Linked DNA regions of Homo sapiens: region 1 is linked to region 2. A link is a contact called in ENCODE Hi-C or POLR2A ChIA-PET data. All regions are on one chromosome and are shown on one strand. Each heading gives the region's core, a stretch centred on a gene start or an enhancer-like site at or near the end of the contact. The rest is flanking DNA. Distances are from core to core; before and after follow the strand shown. Region 1 overlaps RYR1 (ryanodine receptor 1). Region 2 holds the start of HNRNPL (heterogeneous nuclear ribonucleoprotein L).

Region 1 (4,611 bases), core at 1,643-4,142, 270 kb before region 2:
TTGGTCCCAGCAGTTTGAGGCTTTAGTGAGCTACGAATGGGCCACTACACTCCATCCTGGCAGACAGACAGAGACCCTATCTCTAAAAAATGAAAATAGTACCTACAGTTTGGCAAGCTGATGCATGCCAGGCACATTTTTTTTTTTTTTTTTTGAGATGGAGTCTCACTGTGTTGCCAGGCTAGAGTGCAGTGGCGCAATCTCAGCTCACTGCAACCTCCGCTTCCTGGGTTCAAGTGATTCTCCTGCCTCAGCCTCCCAAGTAGCTGGGACTACAGGCGCATGCCACCACACCCAGATACTTTTTGTATTCTTAATTTTCTTTCTTTCTTTTTTTTTTGAGACAGAGTCTGGCCCAGGCTGGAGTGCAGTGGCGTGATCTCAGCTCACTGCAAGCTCCGCCTCCCGGGTTCATGCCATTCTCCTGCCTCTGCCTCCCGAGTAGCTGGGACAACAGGCGCCCGCCACCACGCCTGGCAAATTTTTTGTATTTTTAGTAGAGCCGGGGTTTCACCATGTTAGCCAGGATGGTCTCGATCTCCTGACCTGGTGATCCGCCCGCCTGGGCCTCCCAAAGTGCTGGGATTACAGGCATGAGCCACTGCGCCCGGCCAATTTTTGTATTCTTAGTAGAGACGGAGTTTCACCATGTTGGCCAGGATGGTCTCCATCTCTGCCTGTGCCGTCGTGATCTGCCCACCTCGGCCTCCCAAAGTGCTGGGATTACAGGTGTGAGCCGCCGCACCTGGCCATGTCAGATACTTTGAACAGTGCCAGGCATATGAGTGCTCCACACCTCTTCGCCATTGTTTCAATATTATTTGAGCTGAGGTTTTTTGTTGTTGTTGTTCCTGAGACAGAGTCTCGTTCTGTCACCCAGGCTGGAGTGCAGTGACATGACCTCAGCTTACTGCAACCTCTGTCTCTCAGGTTCAAGTGATTCTCCTGCGTTAGCCTCCTGAGTAGCTGGGATTACAGGCGCACACTACCACACCCAGCTGATTTTTGTATTTTTAGTAGAGATGGAGGTGGGGGGGTCTCACAATGTTGGCCAGGCTTGTCTCGAACTCCTGACCTCAAATGATCCACCCACCTCGGCCTCCCAAAGTGCTGGGATTACAGATGTGAGCAACTGCACCCGGCCTTATTTGAGCTTTTCAAACTATTATTATTGGAAAGGTACTCAGGGAGCGTGCCCCTGCCACTTATGAGCCGTGTGATTTTGGGGCAGGCTACTCAACCTCCTCCCTATGCCCTGGGGGCCTCACCTGTAAAATGAGTGTGTAATAGTAGTTGCTTTTAGGACTAATAGGTGCTCCCTGGCTATCGAAGACTTAAAAGACTTAGACCATTGCCTTGCACGGTGGCTCATGCCTGTAATCCCAGCACTTTGGGGGGCTGAGGGGGGCAGATTACCTGAGGTTGGGAGTTTGAGACCGGCCTGACCAACATGGAGAAACCCCATATCTACTAAAAATACAAAATTAGCTGGGCATGGTGGCGCATGCCTGTAATCCCAGCTACTCGGGAGGCTGAGACAGGAGAATCACTTGAACCCGGGAGGTGGAGGTTGCCATGAGCCGAGATTGCGCCACTGCACTCCAGCCTAGGCAACGAGAGTGAAACTCCGTCTCAAAAAAAAGGAAAAAAAAAAAGACTTAGACTAGTGCCTGGCACATCCTCAGGATTATATAGATGTTAGCTTCTATCATCATTATCCACAATTAAAAGTTTCACCCAGGCCGGGCGCAGTGACTCACGCCTGTAATCCCAACACTGTGGGAGGCTGAGGCAAGAGGATTGCTTGAGCTTAGGAGTTTGAGGTTGCAGTGTGCTATGACTGCGCCACTGCACTCCAGCCTGGGTAACACATTGAGACTCTGTGTCAAGTTTAAAAAAAAGTTTCACCCAAGGTATACCCAGCGTTCAATGCACATTTATATTTTCTCTTCTATTCTAATAATGGTGATCATAACCCAAATTGATGCGAACTTACTAGAGACACAGGCCACAATCCACAATTAAAAGAATCATTTCTGGGGTTTATCTCCAAAGATGTCCTGCAGTCTGGCTCCGTGGGTTCCTCCCTGCTCTCAGGACAAAGTCCAGCTCCTCAACCTGACATCTGAGGCTCTTCCAGACACGGCCTCGCTGCCCACAGCCTCGTTCTCATTATAGTCACTTATCTTAGTTTTTACTCTAGGATGACTGTGTTCTCTCACATCCTGGGGACACGGAAAGAACAAGTGTATGCCGGGCGCTGTGGCTCACGCTTTTAATCCCAGCATTTTGGGAGGCCAAGGCAGGTGGATCATCTGAGGTCAAGAGTTTGAGACCAGTCTGGCCAACGTGGTGAAACCCTGTCTCCACTAAAAATACAAAAATTAGTGGGATGTGGTGGTGGGCGCCTATAATCCCAGCTACCTGGGAGGCTGAGGCAGGAGAATCTCTTGAACCCCGGAGGCGGAGGTTGCAGTGAGCCGAGATCACGCCATTGCACTCCAGCCTGGGCAACAAGAGCAAAACTCCATCTCAAAAAAAAAAAAAAAAGAAAAAAGTACAAAAATTAGCTGGGTGGGGTGACACGCACCTGTATTCCCGACTACTCAGGAGGCTGAGGCAGGAGAATCTCTTGAACTCGGTGGTGGAGGTCGCAGTGAGCCAATATTGCACCACAGCACTCCAGCCTGGGCAACAGAGCAAGACTCTGTCTCAAAAAAAAAAAAAAACATATGTAAAGTTGTTCCCAAATGCCAGGTAGACCATGCTCCCTCCCCACCCCCACTCAGACCCTTCTTGTGGCTCCCCAGCCCACTGTAGATAAAGTCGAATCACCCTGCCGTGGCTTACAAAGCCTGGGAAGGGCTGGCCCTGCCTGGGTCTAACCGCAAACCCTCTTGCTTTTTGCTTTCTAGCCGCCTGGTCCTCTTTCAGTTCCCCTAGGACTGTGTGTTTTCTCCCAATTCAAGCCCTTTGCACCTGATGTTCTCTCTGTCCCCTACCCCAGGCCTGACATACACACACACCCCATTCACTTGATACCTCACCTTTCCACTTAAATGCCACATCCTACAGGAAGCCCCTTGACCGCGGGCTGGGCCAGGGCCCACAGAGCCACATGCCCAGGCCCTGCCTCATCTCTCCCTGCTCTCCTGCACAGGAGCTCTATTTTCCAGCCTCACCCAACCATTTTCAGTTCCTCACAGCAGCAGGATGTACTCTTTCCTCACTGATGGCGAGGCAGCATGTGGCCTTCTCTGCTGGGAACACTCTCCCACCACCCCTCCACCTAAGGCCTCCTTTAGGTTTCAGCTCACACCTGCCTCCTCTTCCAGGAAGCCTCACCTGATCACCTAGGCTGGATCAGATGCCTCCAGCGGGCTGTTAAAGCTTCCAGTGCTTCCCCTAGCTCATCCCTGGTCACACTGTGCCTCCCCACCCCAGCCTCGACCCTCTGCCTGTGCCCCTCCCATCCTCGCCCTCACCCTTCTGCCTGTGCCCCCCTATCCTGGCCCTGATCCCTACACCTGTGCCCCCCCCCACCCATCCCGGCCCTCATCCCTCCGTCTGTGCCCCCCATCCATCCCGGCCCTGACCCCTCTGCCTGTGCCCCACTATCCTGGCCCTAACCTCTCAGCCTGTACCCTCCATCCTGGCCCTGACCCCTCTGCCTGTGCCCCCCACCCAACCTGGCCCTGACCCTTCTGCCTGTACCCCCCATTCCAGCCCTGACCCCTCTGCCTGTGCCCCCCCATGCTAGCCCTGACCCCTCTCCCTGTGCCCCCCTATCCTGGCCCTGACCCCTCTGCCTGTGCCCCCCTTATCCTGGCCCTGATTCCCCTGCCAGTGCCCCCCATCCCAGCCCTGACCCCTCTGCCTGTGCCCCCCTTATCCTGGCCCTGACCCCTCTGCCTGTGCCCCCCATCCTGGCCCTGACCCCTCTGCCTGCGCCCCACACCCAACCTGGCCCTCACCCCCCTGCCCGTGCTGTTCCTGTCACAGCCCTGACCATTTCTGGCTGTTGGTCCCTGTCTGATGCCGTATCTGTGAGCCCTTTGAGGGCAGGGCCCAGGGCTGTCTCAGTCGTTACCATGTCTTCAGCCCTGCCTATCCCGGGGCCTTGGCTGGTACTCAGTGAATGTCGAATGAATGAGTGACCAGTGTGCTCCCCTCCCTCAGTGTTACCTGTTTCACATGTACGTGGGTGTCCGGGCTGGCGGAGGCATTGGGGACGAGATCGAGGACCCCGCGGGTGACGAATACGAGCTCTACAGGGTGGTCTTCGACATCACCTTCTTCTTCTTCGTCATCGTCATCCTGTTGGCCATCATCCAGGGTCAGTGCTGGGAGTGGGCGCTCAGGGCCCGGAGGCAGGCTAGCTCCATGGCTAAGAATGCAGGCCCAGGATCCAGTCGGCCTGCATTCATACCCCATCTCTACCTCTCGCTACTGTGAGACCTTGGGCAAGTCACCTCTCGGGGCCTCCGTTTCTCCATCTGCAAAACGAGGGTGTCAATGGTACTAACCTCATAGGTTGTGATCAGGATTAAGTCAGTTCATAGGCGCTCGGTGTCTGGCTCATATGAGTGCTCAATAAAGGCCTGAGATATA
Region 2 (4,661 bases), core at 1,523-4,022:
GGATGGCAACAAAATCACTATTTCCAACCAGAAATCGTGGACACACAAGGACACCCAGGAGTCAACTTTGGAAGCCCAACACCTGGCCTCTGAGCCCAGTACCTGATGGGTCCAAACTCCTGCAAGGCCTCCACAAGGTCTGCTTCCACCACACCGTCAATCAGGCCCCTGATGTGGACAACTGGGGAGGCAGGGGTTTTGTGCGGGTCATCGTAGTTCTCCTGAGAAAGGAAGCAAAAACAAGAATTATTTTCTTGCTGTACAAGATGACGCCCCACTGGCCTCTGTACTGTTGTAGACCCAGTCAGATAAAACAGTTGGAGGTCATCCGTGAAGGATGCACAGGAAAGACTAGGGGCAGCAATTGAAGCCAATCAGCCCAGAAGGATTCTGGGTCAGCAGAACAGTGGTCCTGAGTGGGTGATCACTTGCCCACTGGCTCTTGCTGTAGCTTCTGAGGAAGGTATAACGGAGGGAGGGCCACACAAGTCCCAAATCTTACGTTCTTCCAGGGACCCCCCTCTCTTCCCACTGGTCCACTCGACCAAGGAAACATGGGAAAAGAGTAGCTGGAAAAGGAGATACACTGGCAGCAAGGGCTCTAACAGCTATCTGCTACAGTTTGAATGAGGACATCCCCTTTGCATGTGCCCCAAATTCCTTGCCCTTTAACTGGCTGAGCCACCATCATCTAGCTAAGCACACCTGTTCCCCACCACTCACACCCAGGTTCAGTCAGGGCAAAAAACAACACATGCCCCAGAAACTGGGGCAGCCAGGCCAGTCTTGACCCCTTCTAGTCTTGAATCGCCCTCCCACCAAAATCTGCTTTGGAAATTACTGCCTAGGTCAGACTAAGAAAAACCAGACAAGAAAAGTCTTTTATTTATTTTTTGAGATGGAGTCTCACTCTGTCACCCAGGCTGGAGTGCTATGGCGTGATCTTAGTCCACTGCAACCTCCGCCTCCCAGGTTCAAGCGATTCTCCTGCCTCAGCCTCCCGAGTAGCTGGAATTACAGGCCCTCGCCACCACACCTGGCTAATTTTTTTGTATTTTTAGTAGAGACGGAGTTTTGCCATGTTGACCAGGCTGTTCTCGAACTCCTGACCTCAGGTAATCTGCCTGCCTCAGCCTCCCAAAGTGCTGGGATTATAGGCATGAGCCCCCACTCCCGGATGGAAAGTCTTTTAGAAAGACCAGAGACTCCAACCCATACCATTAAGAACCGACTGCTCCTTCCTAAGAGAAGTATCTTACACCCACCGACAAAAGCCTCTGGTCATCAGGAGAAAGATTAACTCTCTTCCGCCTCTCCTGGGCTCTGGGGCCGGCCCCCTGTCTGAGAATCACTGGGCAGAAGTGCGTGGAAGGTGGGTAGAATTGGATTCTATTTCAGGAGCGATCCACGCGAACCACAGGGTGAGGCACTCCCGCCAGGTTAGCAGCTCCCACAAATGGGAGTTCTAACTCCAGCCCTGCCCCTCACTAGCTGTGCCACCTACAGTAATTCACCTCATCTCATCTCTCTCCTGGCCCATTTCCTCCTTTGTAAATCGGGAATCCCAGTATCTCCCCCAACCTCAGGAAGCGTTAAGGATTTTCAATTAAGATGTCTTTAAAATGTGTGGGACAAGGCCAAGATTAAAACGCTAGCAACTCGTAACCCCTAAACCCTGGAAAACCCTGCAAATAGGCGGCCCTGTAAGACTTCAAGATTTTGGAAAGAGTGGGGACTGGGCCCCACTCCAAAAGCAACGACTGGTGTTTTCGGAGGGACTGATTACAGGGGGTCGAAATGCTTCCAACATGGCCAGGAAATAGTTTGGTTTATCAAATCCTCGGTACCCAGTGAATCCCCGGAAACTGTAAGCAAACTTGTGATGGTTTCAAGGCTTCGCTCAACTCCTAAAAGGCTAAAAGTGCATTTCACAAGTCCTCTTCCCATTTTCAATGCCTACAAAAATGAGAGCATCTAGGCTCAAACACATCCATTTCTGTATAGACACAAGGCTGGGCCTTAGAGATTAAGCTGCCATCAGACGGAATTCCCCACTCTAGAGAACAAGGCCGCCGCCCACCCGTTCCCGCTCACCAGGCGCTCCCCTAACCGCCCACGAGGCCGGGCGGGAACACTGCGCCTGCGCATGGAGCCAGCGAAGAAAATGATAAAGGGGAAAAAAACCGGCCGGGCCGCGTGCCCGGCCCCCACACGCCAGCCCGCGGCGCCTGCGCACTGGGCCATTCGCCTCACGAGCTACTTCCTCTGCGCTCCCCCACACCCCGCTCCGGACCCCGCGCACGCGCAGGCGCCTGTCCTCGCGCAAACCCCGCCGTTTGCCCAACGGCCGCCCCTCCCCCACACCGTCAACGACGCGATGGCCTGGGCGCGTGCGCAGAGGCCCCCCTCAAAAAATAAAATGCCCTCAAGCTGGGAAATTGTCCCCCAGTTCCCGGCCTTCCCAGCGCCTAGGGCCCTGGCCTCACCCCACCGCCGCCGCCGCCCGCCGCCCCGGCTCCTCCACCGCCACCGCCGCCGCCTCCGTGCTGGTCGCCGGCGTTGTCAGTCTTGAGCCGCTTAGGGGCCCGGCCGCCCTCACTGCCGCCGCCGTAGTAGCGGCCACCGCCGCCTCCGCCGCCCGCCGCCGCCATCTTCACCATCGCTCCCGACCGCCTCCGCTGCTCGTCCGGCTGCTGCCTCTGCTCCAGCCGCCGACGCCGCTTCTCCGCCCGGGGCAGCAGCCTCCGCGACATGGCGGCGCAGAACCCGCCTCCCCCCGCCTCTCATTGGGGGAGGGACACGCCCGTCACCCGCCGCCCCCACCCGATAGGGGGAGCCACTGGTCCCGCCGCGGGGGGAGGGTAGGCCGCCACACGCCTTGCGCGCTTATTGGACATTGCCCACGCCGTTCTGCAGGAGGGCCCGCCCTTGTTTGTCTGAGACACTCCTTATAGGTGGTCGCTTTCTGCCAGTCTTTCCGTCGACCCCGCCGCCTTAAAATAAAATCCAATTTGATAGGTCGGATTTCTGGCGCTGCTGGCCTCCCTAAAAGCACCTGATAGGAACGGCGCTCTAAACCTCCCAAGAATCTCCGCCTCCCTCCCACTTTCATTGGTCTCCTCGCTAATCCGTCAGCACCAGTCACAATGACGACCTTCCCGCGCCACTTCGCAAGGAGACAAGGAAGCCCCGCCCTTTTTTGGTCTCTCTCCAGTGGTGGTTACAGATGCCCATTCTTCTGCGTCTCCACTGATTGGTCAATGGAGAGTGGAGCGCACCCTCTCACCAGATGGTAGGACTGTTGATACGCTCTGATTGGATGAAATGGGGAGCCCCGCCCCAGGGTAGGCGCTCTTTGGTGCAGTATACGAAACGAGCGAAGGCGAGAACGCATGCGCAAATACGCTTTCAGGCACCGCCCAGAGGCGGGGCCCCCTTATGGAGCGACCGCTGTGTGTGCGCCGGAAGGCTAGACCAAGATTGACAGGAACTCCCAGGGTATCTCTGTCGCCATCACTATACCGTGTTCATTTCTACCTCTAGGAGGAATTGTTAAAATCCCAAATCTGAGCCTTTTCCTCAGTAGAAAACCACTCGCTGCTGCCGACTGTCTTCGGACCCTGTCCAGTTCTAAATTCAGCCGCAACCCCTTTCAGTTTCCCTTGGGAGAAGGCTCTTCCGCGCACTCTCCATGTGTGCCCATGCAGTCCCTTCCACCTGCAATAGTCCACTACCCCTCCTGCAGGAGCTAAGGGCCAAGTCATCTTGTCCGTGCGATCTAAATTAACAGGTCCCTGCCATCCCAGACCCCCAGGATTCCCTTCAAAGCCATAACTCGGGCCAGTGGTTTTCACCTGACAGCTCGACCCCTCTGAGCACCACAGGAGGTCCTGGCCCCGACCCTGGAGAGGGTGGCCACCTACCAAGCGCCCAGTACAGCACCTGGCACAGTGCAAGCCCCCTGCACAGGGGAGGCGTTCTTGTGATCTGTGCCTGCGTCGGGCCTTTCTTCCTCAAGGGCGGGGTAAGACCACCCGCACTGCACCAAGAGAATGTCGGAGGGTATCTCCAGACTCCGGCGAAGCCCAACTGGCGGAGCCTGGGGGGTGGAGAGGAGCGCGCCCCAGTTATCACGCGCAGGCAGCGGGGTCAAACGGGGATTAACCCGGGATCCCGTCCTACGGCATTTAACATTATGGGGCTGCCCGCGCAGGGTGTGGGGGGGAACACCTTAGCGAAGCTATTGGCAAGTGACGATATCGCCAAAGGGGGGAAAAGAAATAAAAGCGAAGCTAGCGTCGTGAGAAACGCGGCGGACGCCCCAAAAGTGCTCCAGGACCTTTCTGCCCGGCTGATGGGGGATTTCGAGTTGAGGTCCGGGTGGAAACTAAGTTTGAAATGGAGGCCGTGTGTGGTGGCTCACACCTGTAATCCCAGCACTTGGGGAGGCCAAGGCGGAAGGCTCGCTTGAGCCCCGGATTTCGAGGTTGCAGTGAGCCGTGATCGCGCCCCTGCACTCCAGCGTGGGCGACGGAGCGAGACCCTATCAGAAAAAATGGGGTTTATGGCAATACAAGAGGGGACAGGCCTGGTGGCTCTGCCGGTGAGGGGAAATAAAGTTAGGGGAGGGGGCCTTGCTGGGGACCTCGGTCAGCTCCCCC

What was found. Hi-C counts contacts between places; a loop is a spot of excess contacts on that map. ChIA-PET counts read pairs that join two places held with the same protein, here RNA polymerase II (POLR2A). Pooled maps may share reads with other maps.
Region 1: a loop to region 2 is called in a pooled map, with 4 times the contacts of the local background. The contact joins the enhancer-like site here to the promoter of HNRNPL in region 2. A Hi-C loop is called at or near these places in 2 of 50 pooled maps. POLR2A ChIA-PET finds 5 or more read pairs at or near these places in 8 of 52 experiments (GM12878, HEK293, Panc1 and 5 more).

The regions. Positions count from the first base shown.
Region 1 is chr19:38,580,764-38,585,374 of GRCh38, forward strand. RYR1 (ryanodine receptor 1) reads left to right here. Exons shown (of 106, transcript NM_000540.3): 102 at 4,180-4,336. Among named protein-coding and RNA genes, the nearest start is that of MAP4K1-AS1, 13 kb to the right of the region's middle. RefSeq lists an enhancer at 3,146-3,395. Within about 2 kb of position 2,893, at least 3 of the 41 ENCODE cell types and tissues checked have a DNase peak (open chromatin) inside an H3K27ac peak, as active enhancers do; they include GM12878, where a contact is called at or near this core.
Region 2 is chr19:38,847,214-38,851,874 of GRCh38, forward strand. HNRNPL (heterogeneous nuclear ribonucleoprotein L) reads right to left here and starts at 2,773. Exons shown (of 13, transcript NM_001533.3): 1 at 2,487-2,773; 2 at 103-221. The coding sequence starts at 2,753. RefSeq lists enhancers at 1,034-1,972, 1,811-1,900, 1,973-2,910, 3,061-3,150, 3,481-3,550 and silencers at 2,101-2,640, 2,651-2,910, 4,631-4,661.